Regions from separate parts of the Homo sapiens genome. Here region 2 is linked to region 1. A link is an interaction called in ENCODE POLR2A ChIA-PET data of the cell type or tissue named here. Cell type or tissue: Panc1. All regions are shown on one strand. Each heading gives the region's core, and the rest is flanking DNA. Links, peaks and the distances in the headings are about the cores only. Region 1 holds the start of LOC124906144 (small nucleolar RNA SNORA2/SNORA34 family). Region 2 overlaps HPCAL1 (hippocalcin like 1).

The links. ChIA-PET counts read pairs that join two places held together with the same protein. Peaks named below come from ENCODE experiments on the same cell type or tissue, not always from the same donor. Only the 100,000 strongest peaks of a DNase experiment are listed, where the experiment ranks them.
Region 2: POLR2A ChIA-PET joins it to region 1 with 11 read pairs; 6 of 35 experiments call an interaction of 5 or more read pairs at or near these places.

Annotation. Positions count from the first base shown.
Region 1 is chr2:10,153,145-10,161,471 of GRCh38, forward strand. It overlaps LOC124906144 (small nucleolar RNA SNORA2/SNORA34 family), which reads right to left and starts at 2,062; the gene lies at 1,928-2,062. It also overlaps a transcript of RRM2 not described here. In Panc1, for the core only: no CTCF peak of the experiment used is centred there; no DNase peak of the experiment used is centred there.
Region 2 is chr2:10,379,624-10,387,950 of GRCh38, forward strand. The region is part of intron 1 of HPCAL1 (hippocalcin like 1); the gene reads left to right. Among named protein-coding and RNA genes, the nearest start is that of SNORA80B, 63 kb to the right of the region's middle. RefSeq lists enhancers at 2,670-3,325, 3,326-3,979. In Panc1, for the core only: no CTCF peak of the experiment used is centred there; a DNase peak (open chromatin) is centred at 6,628; H3K4me3 peaks cover 1,104 bases; H3K27ac peaks cover 7,692 bases.

The sequences.
Region 1 (8,327 bases), core at 40-8,039:
AACATTGTGAAATCCTGTCTCTACCAAAAATACAAAAATCAGCTGAGTGTGTGCTGGCGCGCACCTGTAGTCCCAGCTACTCGGGAGGCTGAGGAAGGAGAATCACTTGAATCTAGGAGGCGGAGGTTGCAGTGAGCCAAGATCATGCCACTGCACTCCAGCCTGGGTGACAGAGTGAGGCCCTGTCTCCAAAAAAAGATCTTTTTTGACTCTGCGATACAAAGATGTTTTCTTCTAGGTACTTCATAGTTTTTACATTTAGGTCTCTGCTGCCTTGTTAGTTAATTTTTGTGTATGGTATGAGGTTGGAGATTGGGGTTTATTTTTCTGTTCTCTTTGAGCCGGTTTCTGGGAGGAGAGAGAGGACCCACCAGCTCCTCTGCTGTGTCAAGCTATTATACAAGGCCCCATATAGGCCGAGGTTTCTGTTTTTTTCTTCTCTAGGAAAAAAAGAGGAAAAGCCATCAGCAATACCAAGGGAAACAGTAAGCTAAGATTGGCATAGTTCTCAGCAAGCCTCACAGCGATTCTCTGCTCCCTCCCTCACCCCTTGCCTACCTTTAATCCAAAAATGATTTTACCAGAATGTCCAACAAATAAGACAAGACCCAAAAGCACTGAGAACTTTTTCTTGCTGCCAAGTATAAAACACAGACCAGTATAGTGGCTTAAAAAAGCAAATTCCCAGGAAAATTTATAGAGATGGAAAATAGGACAGTAGAATAGCAGGGACTGGGGAGGGGAGAAGGGAGAGGTGCTGTTGAACAGGTAGAGTTTCTGTTTGGGCTGATGGAAAAGTTCTGGAAAAGAAATTGTTGATGGTTGCACAAGATTGTGAATATTCATAATACCATTGAATGGCACAGTTAAAAATGATTAAAATGGTACATTGGGTTACCTATGTTTTACCACAATTAAAGAGTATTTTTAAAAAAGCATATTCCCTCTGGGGTTAGTTAGCTGTAGTCAACACCTAAGTTCCCCAGTGATGAACTGAAGTATGGACCATCAGCATAAATGTGAATTAAAATTAAATATTGCCAGGCAGGCTGGGCGTGGTGGCTCACGCCTGTAATCCCAGCACTTTGGGAGGCCTAGGCGGGCAGATCGCTTGAGGTCAGGGGTTCTAGACCAGCCTGGCCAACATAGCGAGACCTCGCCTCTACTAAAATAAATACAAAAATTAGCTGGGTGTGGTGGCACACACCTGTAGTCCCAGCTACTTGGGAGGCTGAGGCAGGAGAATTGCTTGAACCTGGTGGGTGGTTGGGTGGGGGGTGGGCGCACAGAGGTTGCAGTGAGTCAAGATGGCATCATTGCACTCCAGCCTGGGTGACAGAGCGAGACTCCATCTCAAAAAAAAAAAAAAAAAATTATCAGGCAGTATGAGGTTGCATGGTCAATATCCTAACAGTCACAAAGCAAGCAAGTGATCTTGAGGGGGAAAGGGAGGAGGTGGGAAGAAAGGAGGAGGACCAAGTTCCGCTGAGTGGCTAATAAATATTATTTTGGTTAAGTCCCTGTCTCCACAGAGTAAGTCCTGATTCTTTTTTTTTTTTTTTTTTTTTGAGACTGTGTTTCACTCTTGTTGCCCAGGCTGGAGTGCAGTGGCGCGATCTCGGCTCACTGCAACCTCTGCCTCCCGGGTTCAAGTGATTCTCCTGCCTCAGCCTTCCCAAGTAGCTGGGATTACAGGCATGCGCCACCATGCCTGGCTAATTTTGTATTTTTAGTAGAGACGTGGTTTCTCCATGTTGGCCAGGCTGGTCTTGAACTCCCGACCTCAGGTGATCCGCCTGCCTCGGCCTCCCAAAGTGCTGGGATTACAGGCATGAGCCACTGTGCCCGGGCTGTAAGTTCCTGATTCTTAAGCCTAACATAGTTAAATTGCTCTGTAAAAAAAAAAACAGTGGCTTTATATTCAAGACCATGTTGCTTCCAACTGAATTGGCCACTGACACTGGGATACTGAGCAGTGAACAGACCACAAGGAAGACATCACTCTCGGATCCTGTTTGAAACCAACAGCTACAGCAAAACACTAGTCTTGATTCAGGGCCTAATGGGGTTTCTTTAATTAGCAAGTTTACATTCATGGAGTCTTGTGAAAATGGTTAGATAAATTGCAGAGAAATAAATAAGTATTTTGTACATCTGAGTATTATTGTTAATTTCCACCTGGCTACATGAGGCTCCCTCCTCTGGGTTTTCTCTCTATGCCCTTTTGCTGTGGACAGAAGGTACCTTGCTCATTCATCCATCCAGCCGGTGAGCCAGGGGGCAGCCCGGAGGGAGGAGTGGAGGGGATGTGGGCCTGGAATTAGACTGAGCTTGGTGTGTCCCCAGCTCAGGCCGCACTGCCAGGCCCTGGTTTCGTTACTATGAAATGAGGGGTGGGGTGGGTATCTGGTCTCCCACTCCCCATTACTGAGGGGTTCCCGGGCTCTCCTCCACCCTCTGATTCCTCCCCCTCTTCTGTTCCAGTCCAGAATGCCTCCTTTCTGCCTAAACGCCTCTGATCTTCATTTGATCATCAGCAGCTGCAGACCCATGAGCCACTGGGCCTGACCTGGGAGACACTGGCCCTCCACTTCCAGTGCTCTCCAGCTGGATTTCCTCCAGAACAGTGGCAAAGAGTTCGCCCAGAGCTGCGTCCCCTCCCTGGGAAGCAGCGCTGAGTCAGGGTTACCTGGCTCCACTGTGCCCCTAGCGAGGTGAAAGTTCGCACAATGACATGGGCTCTCTGTTGAGGATAAGGAGGCTACAGCCCAAGGAGCTTGTGCACCGCAGGCAGAGCCACTCAGGTCATCTTCCAGAGCGGGATGTCTGACTCCAGAGCCCGCCAGCCCACACTGCTCTCCTGAGGACTGGGTTTCTCTGGCCTGAGTCTGCCTGAGTCTACAGGAAGAACCCTGCTGGCACCCCAGTAAGCCCCTCTAGACCTTGGAGCTCTAACTGCTCTCAGAGCTCACTTTTCAGTTAGCCTGTAAGGCAGGGGTGTCCAATCTTTTGGCTTCCCTTGGCCACATTGGAAGGAGAATTGGCTTGTGTCACACATAAAATACACTAACACTAACGATAGCTGATGAGCTAAAAACAATTAAAAATCACAAACTCATAATGTTTTAAGAAAGTTTATAAATTTGTGTTGGGCCACATTCAAAGCCGTTCTGGGCTACGGGTTGGACAAGCTTGCTATAATGGATCAGAGATATGTACAGTCTTAAAGAAGAAACAGCTCCCAGGCCTGTAAGACCTATCAGGGCACTCACTGAATGCTGTGAGCAGGGGAAGGGGCAGTCCTGGGCAGTGGGGTCCTCTCTGGGGGTCCAGCTGTGTCTCCAGTCGTCTGGGGAGCTGGGAACAGCACACCAGGGTTCTTGCCTCCTGGGAAAGTTCTCACAGAAAGAGAGAACAGAGGTGCAAAAGCTAGGCCATGTTCATTATTCTTTCATTCCCTACTTATTGAGCTTTGACAATGTGTGAGGGACTGCTTGATTGATTGACTGATTGATTGGGACAGGGTCTCTGTCACCTAGGCTGGAGTGCAGTGGTGCAACCTCAGCTCCCTGTAACTTCCGCCTCCTGGGCTCAAGCCATCCTCCTACCTCAGCCTCCTGAGTAGCTGGGATTACAGGCCCACGCCACCACACCCGGCTACTTTTTGTATTTTTTGGTAGAGACAGGGTTTCGCTATGCTGCCAGGCTGGTCTTGAACAACCAGGCTCGAGTGATCCTTCTGCCTCCCCTTGGGCTCCCAAAGTGATGGGATTATAGGCTTCAGCCACAGTGCCCAGCCAGAGGAACGTTTCAGATGCTGGAATCAATGGTAGTGTGTTGGAGGAAGGGAGTTTCTGAGCTCAGCCCATTTCTTTTTTTTTTTTTTTTTTTTTTTGAGATGGAGTCTCGCTCTGTCGCCCAGGCCGGACTGCGGACTGCAGTGGCGCAATCTCGGCTCACTGCAAGCTCCGCTTCCCAGGTTCACGCCATTCTCCTGCCTCGGCCTCCCGAGTAGCTGGGACTACAGGCGCCCGCCACCGCGCCCGGCTAATTTTTTGTATTTTTAGTAGAGACGGGGTTTCACCATGTTGGCCAGACTGGTCTTGAACTCCTGACCTCAGGTGATCTGCCTGCCTCTGCTTCTCAAAGTGCTGGGATTACAGGAGTCAGCCACTGCAACTGGCCCTAATAGACATTTTTTTAAACTAAATTATTACACTACAGAAAAATGCACACATCATAAGAGCACAGCTCGATGCCTTTTCTCAAAGTGTATGCACTTGTGAAGTCAGCCTCCAGATGGAGAAAGAGAACATCATTAGCACCCAGGAAACCCCTCTTGGCTCCTCCCAGTCCTGACCACACTAAGGCGCCTCCATCTCCACTTCCATCCCCAGAGATGGCCGCTGCTCGGTGTGGTACTTTATGCAGACAGGATCAAGGATGGTACACTTTTTGGTGCCCTTTTTTGGCTTGACTCAACATTATGCTTGTGAGACTGTGTTGCAGGTAGCTGTAATCTTTTTTGTTGCTGTAGAGAGTATTCCATTGTTTGACTATACTACAGTTTGTTCATTCTACCCCTGATTGGCATTTGTGCATTTCATTTTTAAAATTATGAATAACTCTATTAGAGGCAACTAATGGCTCAGTTTTGCTCCTTGCTCTGCAAACCAACCCTGCCCATAGGAACTGAACTTGTAAAGGGGCAGGTGACGTATTTTAGTGAGAACCTTCCATGGCGTAACCTAGTAGAATGCCTAATGTTGGAACCTCGGGCATCACAGCTGGCCTATTTATTTTAAATAAATGAGTTCATGAATAAATGAAGGAATAAAGGAATGAATGAGAGGAGGGGTAAGTGACTAAATGAATGCATTTCTGGGAAGAGCATTATTGGGTACTCACCTGTGTCAAACACCTCTGGTCATCTTCATAAATGCTGCCATATGTAATCCTTGCCACAACCCTTTGAGATGGGATGGCTACCTTGATTTTACGGATGAAAAAAATAACAAGGCTCAGAGAATCCAGGTCATTTAACTCTTCTGAGCTCTCCATTTTCCCATGTACGAAATGGGTGTCAGTAGAGCTCCGCAGATTGTTGAGTGGGTGAGGGGGTGATACAAAGCGGTCAGCAGTTCTGGCACAGGAAAGCGCTCGCGAACTTCCTGCGCATCATTATTCTGGCTTGTGCTCATGTAGCCTGTAAGTGGCCTGGCCAGGATTTGAACCTACAGCCTTCCATCATCCCCCTGCACAACTCCTGCCACCCCATGCTGCCTGCCTCTGGGAGATTAGGTGAGCAAAGGGGTCTTGGCCATGTCTTTCCATCTGAGGCACTCAGTACAGAGGGTGAGGGGTCCCTGAGCCACCTCTGCTGCCTGCCCTAACTCCGGGCTGTGATGAAGCAGCTCTGTTGGATGAAGCAGCCCTGGCTCCGATGCTCTTCCTCCCCTCACCTTCCTTACCCAAAGGATGAGGTTGGAATACAATTGCAGTGTCTGTGCTCACTAATTTCATTTTCTGTGTCTGGAGTAATAGGGGCCCTCAAACTTATTATGCTTATTTGAATTTCAATAATAAGCAGCCAAGCGGGAGACTGGCATGGGGGCCGGGGCCGTGCTCTGAGGAAGGCCTGGCTGCCCCAGCTGGGGAACAGCTGGGTGCTTCCGAGGAGTGGCCTTCTCTCCCGGGAGCTCGGGGTTGGTCAGCTGGTCAGCTATGACCAGGCAGAAGCTGACACTGACCTGACCCAACCTGGGCAGGCCTAGGAGAGCTCGTCCCCAGACCTTCACCTTGGAGAACCAAGTAGTAGTGAGAACAGTGCCGCGGGGCTGGCCCAGATCATCGGTCCTTTGGACGTCTTCTTCCATAAATGAGTCATTTATATCACACTCTCTTGTCAAGAGGTGGAAGTCAGTTTCCAATGGGGACCAAATTGGCCCTAATTTTTGTTCACCTCTGGTACTGAGAGGTAAGGTGGGGGTGGGTGACATTTTCAAAGGGGCTGTATCCCTAAATGAGATAAGACCACTCCCTTGTGGGTGGAGACACCCTTAGCCCAAAGGCTTGAGTAGTTGAAGAGCTGTAAACAGTGGCTACCAGGTGCCCCAGGTACCCAGACGATGAGCAAAGCCCCAGAGGGATCCGAGGAGGTGACACCAGCATTTTCCCCTGACTGGTTCTCGCCCTCAGCCTGGGAATGTCGCTGAGTCTTTGGTTCTTCCAGAGACCTGTCTTTTGGCTGCCAGCCTTTGCATAGTGTCCACTCCTGTATCTAATTCTCAGGAGACTGAGGTCTGGCCTAGGCGGGTCTCTCCTCCGACTCAGTTCCATGCACTGAATTTGACCCCTGGGCCCAGATCAGACACAGGGTCTTTCCACGAGGCCCTCACAGAAGGTGGAGCTCTGAGCGGTGTTTTTCAAACAGGATTTTAATGGTGCAGCAAGAAAAGAAAGACTCCAGGATGACTGAGGTTTAGGCGTCACTGGGTTGAAACGGTTAAAGAGGCTTCCTTCCTGCAGGGCTGCTCAGAGCCTTTATTGGCCGCTGTATTGTGTGTTCACACACACAGAGATGGAGACTGGAGCTTTTCCCCAACACTCAGATCTTTGTTTCCCAGAAGCCTCTCCAGGGAGAAGAGCCCAGCGTTTCAGAAACGCTGGCTTGAAGGAGCCCTGGGAGCCTGCCCCCCAGTTTCTCTGTAGCCTCACGATTGTGCTTTCTGCTGGTGAGGGAGGTGGCTGGAGGTGGGAAGCGCCCAGGAGGCCCGGCTCTCCTTGAGGACACAGCTCTGCTCTTACCCTTTGTGCTTAGTGCATCCCCAGGGCCCTCGGGGGAAAGTCCAGCCCCCTCTCCCTGCCCCTCCAGGCCCTCTGTGATGAGTTTCTTCCCTGCTCTTGTGTGATTTCCTGTGTGCGCCTACATCCCAGGCAAACCAGGGGGTTCCTGCTCTTATGGGCTGCCGTCTTCTGCTCATGCTGGGCTCAGCCTAGATACCCTCCCCTACGCCTTGCACATAGTTCGGGTTTCACCTGAGCTGCACCCCTTTCCAGGAAGCCTTCCTGATTGTCCTGTGCTAGCTTTTCATTTCACTGCTCCCCAGCATTTTGTATCAAATCCAAATGCCTTCTGAGCTGACAGCATCTCACTCCCTGACAAGATGTGGGCCCCTGGGGAGCGGTGCCAAAGTCTGGTTAATCCCAGGGTCCCTGCTGCCTGCACGGAGTGGTGCTGAGTGGAGACTCCAGGAAACCCAAGAGCTTCACCTCGGGCTTGCCCATCGGGCCCTGCAGCTTTGAGCAAATCGACCGAAGGTGCCTACTGTGTGGAACCCAGCAAGGGGAGCCATGCAGACCAGGGAGAGGAGGCTGGCATGGGCAGGGGCTCCTCCCTAGAGGCTGCTTGGATTTAAGGCGGTTCCCTCATGCCCAGCTCCTCTCCTTCCTTCCCATATTCACCATAGAGGTTTGGGTCCCCTCTCCCCTCTGCCTCTGCCCCAGGACCACCCGTGCAGACCACCCCCGCCTGCCAGACCAGTCTCAGGGCATCTGATGGCTTCCCTGCCTGCTCCGCCCACATCTCAGGCCAAACCCCTGGACGTCAGGACACTGCACCATGCAGCCCACTGTATTTTCAGTCTTTCCTGGAGCCCTGCCCCCGCCAGGTGAGCTGGCTGCTTTCTTGGGAAGCCAGGACCTTCCTGGCCACCTCTGTCTGCCCTGTTGCCTGCGCCCCTGCAGTGCTCCCACCAGGCTTTCTGAAGCTGGCCTGGCCCTGAGACCCCCAGCCCTGCCTCTCTGTGGAATTGTTTCCTAGCTGGTCGCTCCGTCCTTCCGAGCCTCCCTCTTTGGGGCTGCAGAAAGCGTGGTCTGAGCTACACAGCACTGAGCTCCACCCTGTCCCAGGCTGGTAGTTCTTTTTTTGTTTTGTTTTTTGACACAGGGTCTCGCTCTGTGGCCCAGGCTGGAGTGTGCGTGATCTCAGCTCACTGCAACCTCCCAGACTCAAGCAATCCTCCCACCTCAGCCTCCCAAGTAGCTGGGACCACAGACATGCACCACCATGCCTGACTAAATGTTTGCATTTTTGGTAGAGACAGGGTTTCCTCGTGTTGCCCAGGCTGGTCTTGAACTCCTGAGCTCAAGTGATCCACTTGTCTCGACCTCTCAAAGTGCTGCAATTACAGGCATGAGCCACTGCGCCTGGCCTGGCGGTTCTTTATTAGCACAGGTCCAAGACTTTGACTTCCTTATTGCAGGGCAGATATGGATGTGTGTGTCATGACCTCCACCACCCGCGTGCACGAGGGGCACAGCCTCTT
Region 2 (8,327 bases), core at 137-8,136, 230 kb after region 1:
CAGCAGTTCCCCCATCTGCTTTATCAGCCCTGGTATGTACATCAGATTGGCTAAGGGTGCAAAACTGGAATGCTATTAAATTCCAGAGGCTCTGGTCGCTTGAAAAGATGAGCTGAAAATAAGATAAAATTTCACAGGGTTAAAGGCAGGCTTTGCACTCTGGTTTAAGTATAGAGTCGTCCATTCATGAGAGTATAGGTTTGGGAGACAATAGCATTGAAGAGGCTTGAGCGCACACTCAGAACCAGTGGCTCTTTCTTAGTCTGTCCATGCTGGCTATACTGCAGCCCCCCTCAACTGGAATCAGATGTGGCCCAACCATGAATACTTTGGACAAAGCTCCCCCAAGTCAGGCATGCCCTCTTGTTAGGGAAGGTGGATTCCTGACCTGAGTCCATCTGGAGGTCCAGGCAGGAATTAGAACCACTTCAGAAAAGCTCTGCACAGATTTAATTGCACGAGTACCTGCGTCTCAGAGCTGCAGACTGAGTGTGTTGTGCAATTGTTGGGCGGCTTTTCCCTTGGCCACAGTAGATTCGCAATTAAGAAAAACAAATGCAGCTCTCAGTCAGAAGTGTGCAAGGTTTGCTTGGTCTGGAGACAGCAGCTTCTGTGCTCTGGGGTAGTGAGGAAGTGTGTGGGCAGGTTGGCAAATAAGCCACATGTATGTCCCCTGGGCTCAGCCCCCATCTTAGTGGGCACACCAGGGCCCACGAGATCTGGGGACTATTTATGTAGGGTCTGCTGGGGCAGGGGTGTGGGTGGGTGTGCGCTGCTTGTGTTGTTGAATTGGGATTTTTCCAGCCAGACCAGTCTGCTGGGACAAGCCTTCTGGCTCTGGGCCAAAGGCCTCCCCAGCTGTGATCCATTCAGGCCTAGAAAGCTGGGGGTGCTGACTGCCATCACCCACTGGCCTCCATGGTGTGTCCACAGAGGGCCACCTTCCTGCAGGGCTGAGCTACTTCTGTCTGGGTGTAGCTTCTTGTAAAGTCCCTAGCAGGGTTGCTCCCTACAACCCACCCCTCCCCATTTTCTCTTTCTCTCTGCATGACTATTATTCACTCTTCAAGTCTCTGTTTAGATGTCACCTCCTCTGGGAAGCCTTCCCAGATTCCAGGTGGGGCTGGAGGCCCTTCTGCGGACTCCCCTGGCATCCTGCACTCACTCACCTATGGCACATATCATTGGCCGCAAAATCTCCTGGGCACTTATCACACTGCGGGTTCCTTGAAAACAGGAATCATTCTTGTTCTCTGCTGCATCTTAGGATGGTGACTGGCACATAGTAGGAGTCCAATTAAGAATGTTTTGAATAAGCGAAAGAGTGCCTAAATGAGACTTCTATTCCAGCTTGAAGACCAGCCCACCACCCTGATAAGAAAGTTCAAGTGTGGGAACCGCTGGGGATCTTGATGGCCTGGGACCTCTGGATCAGTGCTTGTGCAGGACAGAGGCAGCCCCGGAGTTCTCATGGGGGCTGGTGAGCAGAGTGGGGCCCCAGGATGCCTGATGGCCCGGTCTGAGGTGTGCAGGTGCCCCTGAGGTGGGCACCACCCAGGAGATGCATGTATCTGTGAAATACCAGATAGGCCCTTAGTCTAAGCAAGGAGGCATCTAAGCTCCTTAAAGATTCCACAAGGATGTTACGTTGTGCTTTGAACAACAGAGACGTGGCTCTGCTGAGCCCCAGCCAAAGCTCTGCACAGGGACCTTGACTCTCCCTTCCCGCTGTGTGGCTCCAGCAAGTTTCCTCCCACCTCAGGTCTGGGTTTCCAGGCATTAAGTGACAAAGTGGATGCGACGCTCCTTCTGGACTGTAATGCGCACTGCGTGGAGATGTTCGTGTTCCAGTGTAGACAGGGCGTTGTCACATCAGGCAGGACTACAGGGACAATGTTTGTCAGCCTGTCTTCTGGGCAACTTGGGGTATCCTCCCTTTATATCACCTCCTGCCCAGGTGCTCTGCGCCGCCAGAGCATCATGTCATTTGGGATCCCTGATGGCAATTTTGAGACTTTGGTTCACAGTAAAGATTGGTCCTGTGTGATCTTAAAGTAATGTGGCTTAAAAACAAATGGCTGTCAGGGAATTGTAAATCAAAGCAAACACCGATGAGAATGGCCCAAATCCAGGACACTCAGCACCAAATGCGAGGGAGGATGTGAAGCCACAGGAAGCCTCACTCACTGCTGGTGGGAACGCAAAACAGTACAGCCACCTTGGAAGACAGTTTGACAAATCCTTAGAAAGCTAAACACACTTTTACCCTGTGATCCAACAATCATGCTCCTTGATATTTACCCAGAGGAGTTAAAAAAACTTATGTCCACACAAAAACCTGCACATGGGTGTTCATAGCGACTTTATTCACGATTATTCATAACAGCTGGAACTTGGAGGCAGCGAAGGTGTCCTTCAGCAGGTGAATGGATAAATTAGCTGTGGTGCATCCAGACAATGGAATATTATTCCACAGCACTAAGAAGAAATGAGCTAGCAAGCCATGAAAAGACATGGGGGAACTCATCTGCATATGAGTAGGTGAGAGAAGCCAATCTGAAAAGGCTATGCCTATGGAGGATTGCAACTCTATGATATCCTAGGAAAGGCAAAGCGATGGAGATAATAAACAGATCAGTGGTTCCTACGGGTTAGGAGGGAGGGAGGGATGAGCAGGCAGAGCACAGGGCATTTTTAAGGCAGTGAAACTGCTCTGTGTGATACTGTAGTGGGGGAGCCATGTCATTGCACAGTTGTCAAAACCCATAGAATATACAGCACCAGCAGTGAGTCCTAATGTAACCTACGGACTTGGGTGATAATGACGTGTGAAGAGACAAGGCGGGTTCATCCGTTGTAACAAACAGCCACCCTGGTAGTAGGGAGGGCAGGAGGTATGTAGAGAACTCTGTGCTTTCCACGCGATTTTGCTGTGAACTAAACAGCTCTAAAAAATAAAGTTCATTAATTAAAAAAAAAAAAAAAAAAAAGGGAAATGACCACATGCAAAGCACTGCGTGGAGGGCCACGCATCCCAAGCAAGTCAGCTAGAGTAGAGGCAGGAACCAAACAGCTCTATGAGGTTCTGGATGAGAAGCCGCATGCACCACCCCCTCCCTGCTCCCGTGTGGGACCCAGTGAAGACCTCCTGTGCCCGGCTGCAGCTGCTGAGTGTGGGAGTGTGCTCTCCACAGCAAACCAGCCGTGAAGGCTGCACACCTTCCTGTTTCTGCCCAGCCACACCACAGGGCACTCAGCCCTTTTCCTGAGCACTTGAAGCTGCGTTTCCTCGAGCTCCTTCCTGTTTAAGAACAGGAGGGGAGTGGCGGCTCGCTTGTGCACCACTCTCCAGGGCAGTGGTGTGCGGGACACCCTGCAGCACCTTTGACTCCTCCTCTGGGAATGAGGCGTGGTTTAATCTGCAACCCCTTACCATTAGAGTCTGCAACTAGTCAAAAGGTGAATCTGGCTGGGCGCGGCGGCTCATGCCTGTCATCCCAGCACTTTGGGAAGCTGAGGCAGGAGGACTGCTTGAGCCCAGGAGTCCTGACCAGCCTGGGCAACATAGTAAGACCTCCTCTCTACAAAAGTAAACAAAACTAGCCTGGCGTGGTGTCATGTGCCTGTGGTCCCAGCTACTCAGGAGGCTGAGGTAGGAGGATCACTTGAGCCCAAGAGGTTGAGGCTGCAGTGAGCCAAGATCGCGCCACTGTGCTCCAGCCTGGGTGACAGAGTGAGACCCACCCCCCTTTTTTTTCAGACCGCATCTTGCTCTGTTGCCCAGGCTGGAGTGCAGTGGCACGATCTCGGCTCACTGCAACCTCCACCTCCCAAGTTTAAGCAATTCTTTTGCCTCAGCCTGCCAAGTAGCTGCGATTACAGGCACCTGCCACCACACCCAGCTAATTTTTGTATTTTTAGTAGAGACTGGGTTTCACTATGTTGGCCAGGCTGGTCTCAAACTCCTGGCCTCAAGTGATCTGCCCACTTCAGCCTGCCAAAGTGCTGGGATTACAAGTGTGAGCCACCCAGCCCTGAGTGAGACCCTTTCTCAAAAAAAAAAGAAAAGAAAAGAAAAAAAAGGTAAATCTAAGAGGTGACCAGTAGGGGAATATATTTGTCGAGTCTCCTCACCTCAGCACTGTTGCCATTTGGAGAAGCATAATTCTTTGGTGTGTGCGGGGAAGGGGGGGCTGTCCTGTGCATTGTGGGGTATTGAGCAGTATCCTTGGCCCTACCCATAAGATGCTGGTAGGCATGTCCCCTCAACTCCCCAGTTGTAATAACCAAAAATATCTCCAGACATTGCCAAATGTACCCGGGAAAATCACTCAGGTTGAAGTCACTAAATTATATGTGTGTACATATAATTACACATGCATATACATCGCGTACACACACACACCCACACACACACACACCTTTTGCTGGTGGCTCTGGATTGGTAAGCTGGCTCCATGGCAAGAATCAGCATCCTAATACTTGCCCCACCCTTTAAAATAAACTTCCCAATCCTAGGCAGACAAAAGAACAACCCCAGACCTCCTCCCTCAGGGTGGGGACAAGGTGAGGGAGGTGGCGGCCCGGCAGGAAGGTCATTTCTTTCTTCAGTCACATCAGATGAGCTGCTTCCCCTCACTAGGAGTGGATGGGGCTGCCAGTGGTGTTCTTGCAAAATACCCCTTGTGGGAGGAGAGGGGTGGAGGGAGAGAACACCCTCCACACATCCCCGTGGGATGTCTGGAGGGAAGGGTTTTGGGCACCCACCCTGGGGAGAGAGGAGAGCCCAGGTTACCATCTGTGGTGTCCCCTCGCTCACACTCACTACTGCCCTCCACAAACTGCCATGCTTGCTTGGTGCACGGTGCTGTGCTGGGCACTGGGGCAAGGCCCCCTCCCCCATGGGGCTACAGATGCTAATCTGCAAATCCCAGAAAAGTGGAATCTCGGTGGCAGAGTGGATGAAGGGGAGGTGCTCAGTGCTATGAAAGCCAGCAGCTGGGAGTTTCAGGGGCTTCCCTAGGGAGGGACCCTGAGCTGGGGTCTGAAGGAAGAGCAGTTCACTGGGGAGTTAGGGAGTGTTCTAGGCAGAGTAAACAGTGCAGTGGCAGCCGGGGCTGGCACTTTTAAAGAAAGCCTCAAGACTTCTCTTTCTGATTGTGAAGTGAGCTGAGCAGACTGAAATCAAAGATGTGAAAATAAAGATAGAGGCGACAGGCTGGGTGCGGTGGCTCATGCCTGTAATCCCAACGCTTTGGGAGGCCGAGGTGGGTGGATCACAAGGTCAAGAGATGGAGACCATCCTGGCCAACATGGTGAAACCCCGTCTCTACTAAAAATACAAAAATTAGCTGGGCATGGTGGCACACGCCTGTAATCCCAGCTACTTGGGAGGTTGAGGCAGGAGAATCACTTGAACCCGGGAGGTGAAGGTTGCAGTGAGCCAGCCTGGCGATAGAGCAAGACTCCGTCTCAAAAAAAAAAAAAAAGATAGAGGTGACAGGAAGACCCCACCATGAGTGGCCTCCACTGAGTGCGCATGTGAGTGAGCAGCTGTGCGGTGGTCCTTGCCATCTTCCCATCAGCCCCTCCCAGCCCCTGGGCCTGGAGAGGCTGAGAATCTGACCTAAGGCTGCCCAGTGGCGTGAGGCTGGCCTGCCGAGCTTACGTCCCTGGGGGACTCCAGGACCCCAGTGCTTCCTACTGGTGGCTTCAGCTCCCGGTCACTTGTCGGGAATGCAGGGCTGAACCCCTGGAGGTTGTGTGGGACAGGGCCCAGGAATCTGCATTCTAGCAAGCACCTGCTCCAGGCTTGCTTCCCTGGCAGGGAGGCTTGGTGATCCAAGTTCCTTGGGTGCAGACACTTGCTGCTTCTCTCGGAGGCCGGGCTGGGCTGTGATTTTTTCATCCAATGTGCTGGGCTGATTTCACTTGCGGATGCAGAATGAGAAGCTGTAGAGGAGATCACGGCAAGCTGTCTGCATGGACGATGGCAGAATCCGGTGTCTGCTTGGCCGCGTGGTGTCACTAATAGGATTTGCCGAGCCTTTTGGATGTTTGTGGCGCGACGGCTGCTGTGGGAACCCAGAGGCTGCTCATTTGCAGGGAATGAATAATTTATTTCTGTTTTCAGATGACTTATTCCTTCATCTGCAGCCGAGCCCCCACATGTTCTGTAGGCTCCTGATTAAGTGATTTCAGCAGGAGAATTTGGCTTAATCCCCCACTGCCCTGGACGCCTGGTTCCAGGCTGCTGATTTGTCGGCCTCGTGTCGGGGGGTGTCCGGAGCCTCTCCTCTCTGGGGGCTTTTCTTCCTGCTCTGCCTGTTTGGGAAGCCTCTGGCCACTGAGCATGTGCTGGCCTTGGGTTTTACGGCTGTCTGGCAATTAGAATATTAATGTCGATAACACAGCAGGACTTGCGTGTGACAAGCTGAGCCACATAACGTCACAGTCGCTCTTGAACATCTCGGACTTTCACATGGGCCAGCCACACCCCAGCCTAGGTTGCTCCCTCACCTCCTCAGGGCCTCCCTGATGTCGGTTTAGACATGTGCCTTCCATCTTGCCTGGGCCACCATGTTGATCCTCTGGGTCCATTGCTCAAGAGCCCACCATGGCTCCCTGTTGCCAAATGCAGCCTGAATTCAGTATTCAAAGCCCTCCGTGAATGGGCTTGGTCCTTCCTCCCTGGCCTCTCTTGCGTGGCTCCATGCTCTGAGCTGCCTACTCGCTGACTCATTCATTTAATGTTTATTCTTTGGTTGTTGTTTCAGCACTGAGTGGGTCTGTGGAATCATTTACATGTTTATTGAGAGTCCCCCTGGCTGCAGATGCTGGGCAGGGGCTTTGATGTGGGGAGAAAGACCCCCCCCCAGGTTACAGGTAAGCCCTCCCAAGTGGCCCAGGGCCCTGGGAGGGGGTGAGGTTGTGTGAGATGGCAGTGTGGGAGAGTCTCAAATTTTTGGCATCTTTAATCTGCCCACTGGGTGAGATTGAGGACTCAGGTGGGTGTCAGGGGCTTTGAATGCCAAACCACAAAGGTCTGCAGGCTGGGGGAGCTGCAGGAGGTTGTCATCAGTGGCAGGGGCCTTGGAGCTTGGTGGAGGAGACCACGCTTCAGATGGCCAGCTGGAGCACCCCCCACCAGCCCCGCTGCCTGGACCCCTTCCACCTCTCCATGGACCCACCTCAGGCCCTACCCACCCTCTGCACCGCCTTGCACGGCATTGCTTAATTTCACTGCAATGGCTCACTGGGGCTGCTTTCCTCCCTCTCTTATTGCTCTCTGGGTGAGAGTTGGTCTCTGGCCTCCACATGAGGCAGGGACAGTGCCCAGGGAGTGGCCAGTGGGAGAAGCGGGGCTTGCAGGCCAGGTGGGCCCAAGTGTGATTCCTGGTGCAGTGCTGGTGGCTGTGTCGCCCGGGGCAAGTGGCTCAGAGCCTGTTTCTCATCTGCAGATGGGGGGATGGTCTGTACCTGTCCAGCACCCATGAGGAGCAGGTGGAACAGGATGTGGCAGTCAAGGGCTCCTGAGGGGACCCGTAAGTGCCACATTCAGCCTTCTGTGTTAAGGACCATGAGTCCAAAGAGTAGTCGCGTGTGAATCCACCTCCTTGTGCCAGCCTCACGGCCTCCTCAGGAAGGGCATGGAGGAGCAGTGGGATGCCCACGGTACCGTGGAGGAAGCAGTCCTGGAGGAAGGGTGACTGGCCGAGGGCCATGCGGTGACGCACTGGGGACTGGCTCTAGCTGCTGTGGGGCACGTCCACGTGGAGAAGCGCTTGGTGTATTCCCCCACCCTCTCACCCCCACAGCGTTCCTGGTGCTCTGGGTGCCTGCTGTTTCTGAGCCATCTAGGTGGGCACAGGGACAACCTCACCAGGGACAGTGTGGCCCCATGCTGGTAAGCAGGCGATACTGACCCTGGTTCCAAACTGCATTCCTGTTGGTCCTTTGTCTTGCTCTTCCGGTATCATTACGAACACAACTTTAGAAAGTTTAACAGTGGTACTCAGAGAGGCTTGTGGCCCCAACTCATGTGACAGTGACCAACAGGTGAAAGGTGACTTGTGGTCTGAACACCTGCAAGGGACACTTATTCCGATGCCTGAATCTTTGCATCTCTGCCCAGCAGATGACAGCACCTGGAGTGTTAGCTGGTCATACCTGGACCTGCGAGTGTAGGTAAGACCCTTCTTCTCAGGGCCTGTTTGCTCAACTGCACGATGGAAGGGTTGGGCAAGATGGATCTTTCCTTTCTTTTCTTTTCTTTTCTCCTTTGCAGTTGAACATTTTTCTTGCCACTGAAATCACAGGTGGAGGTC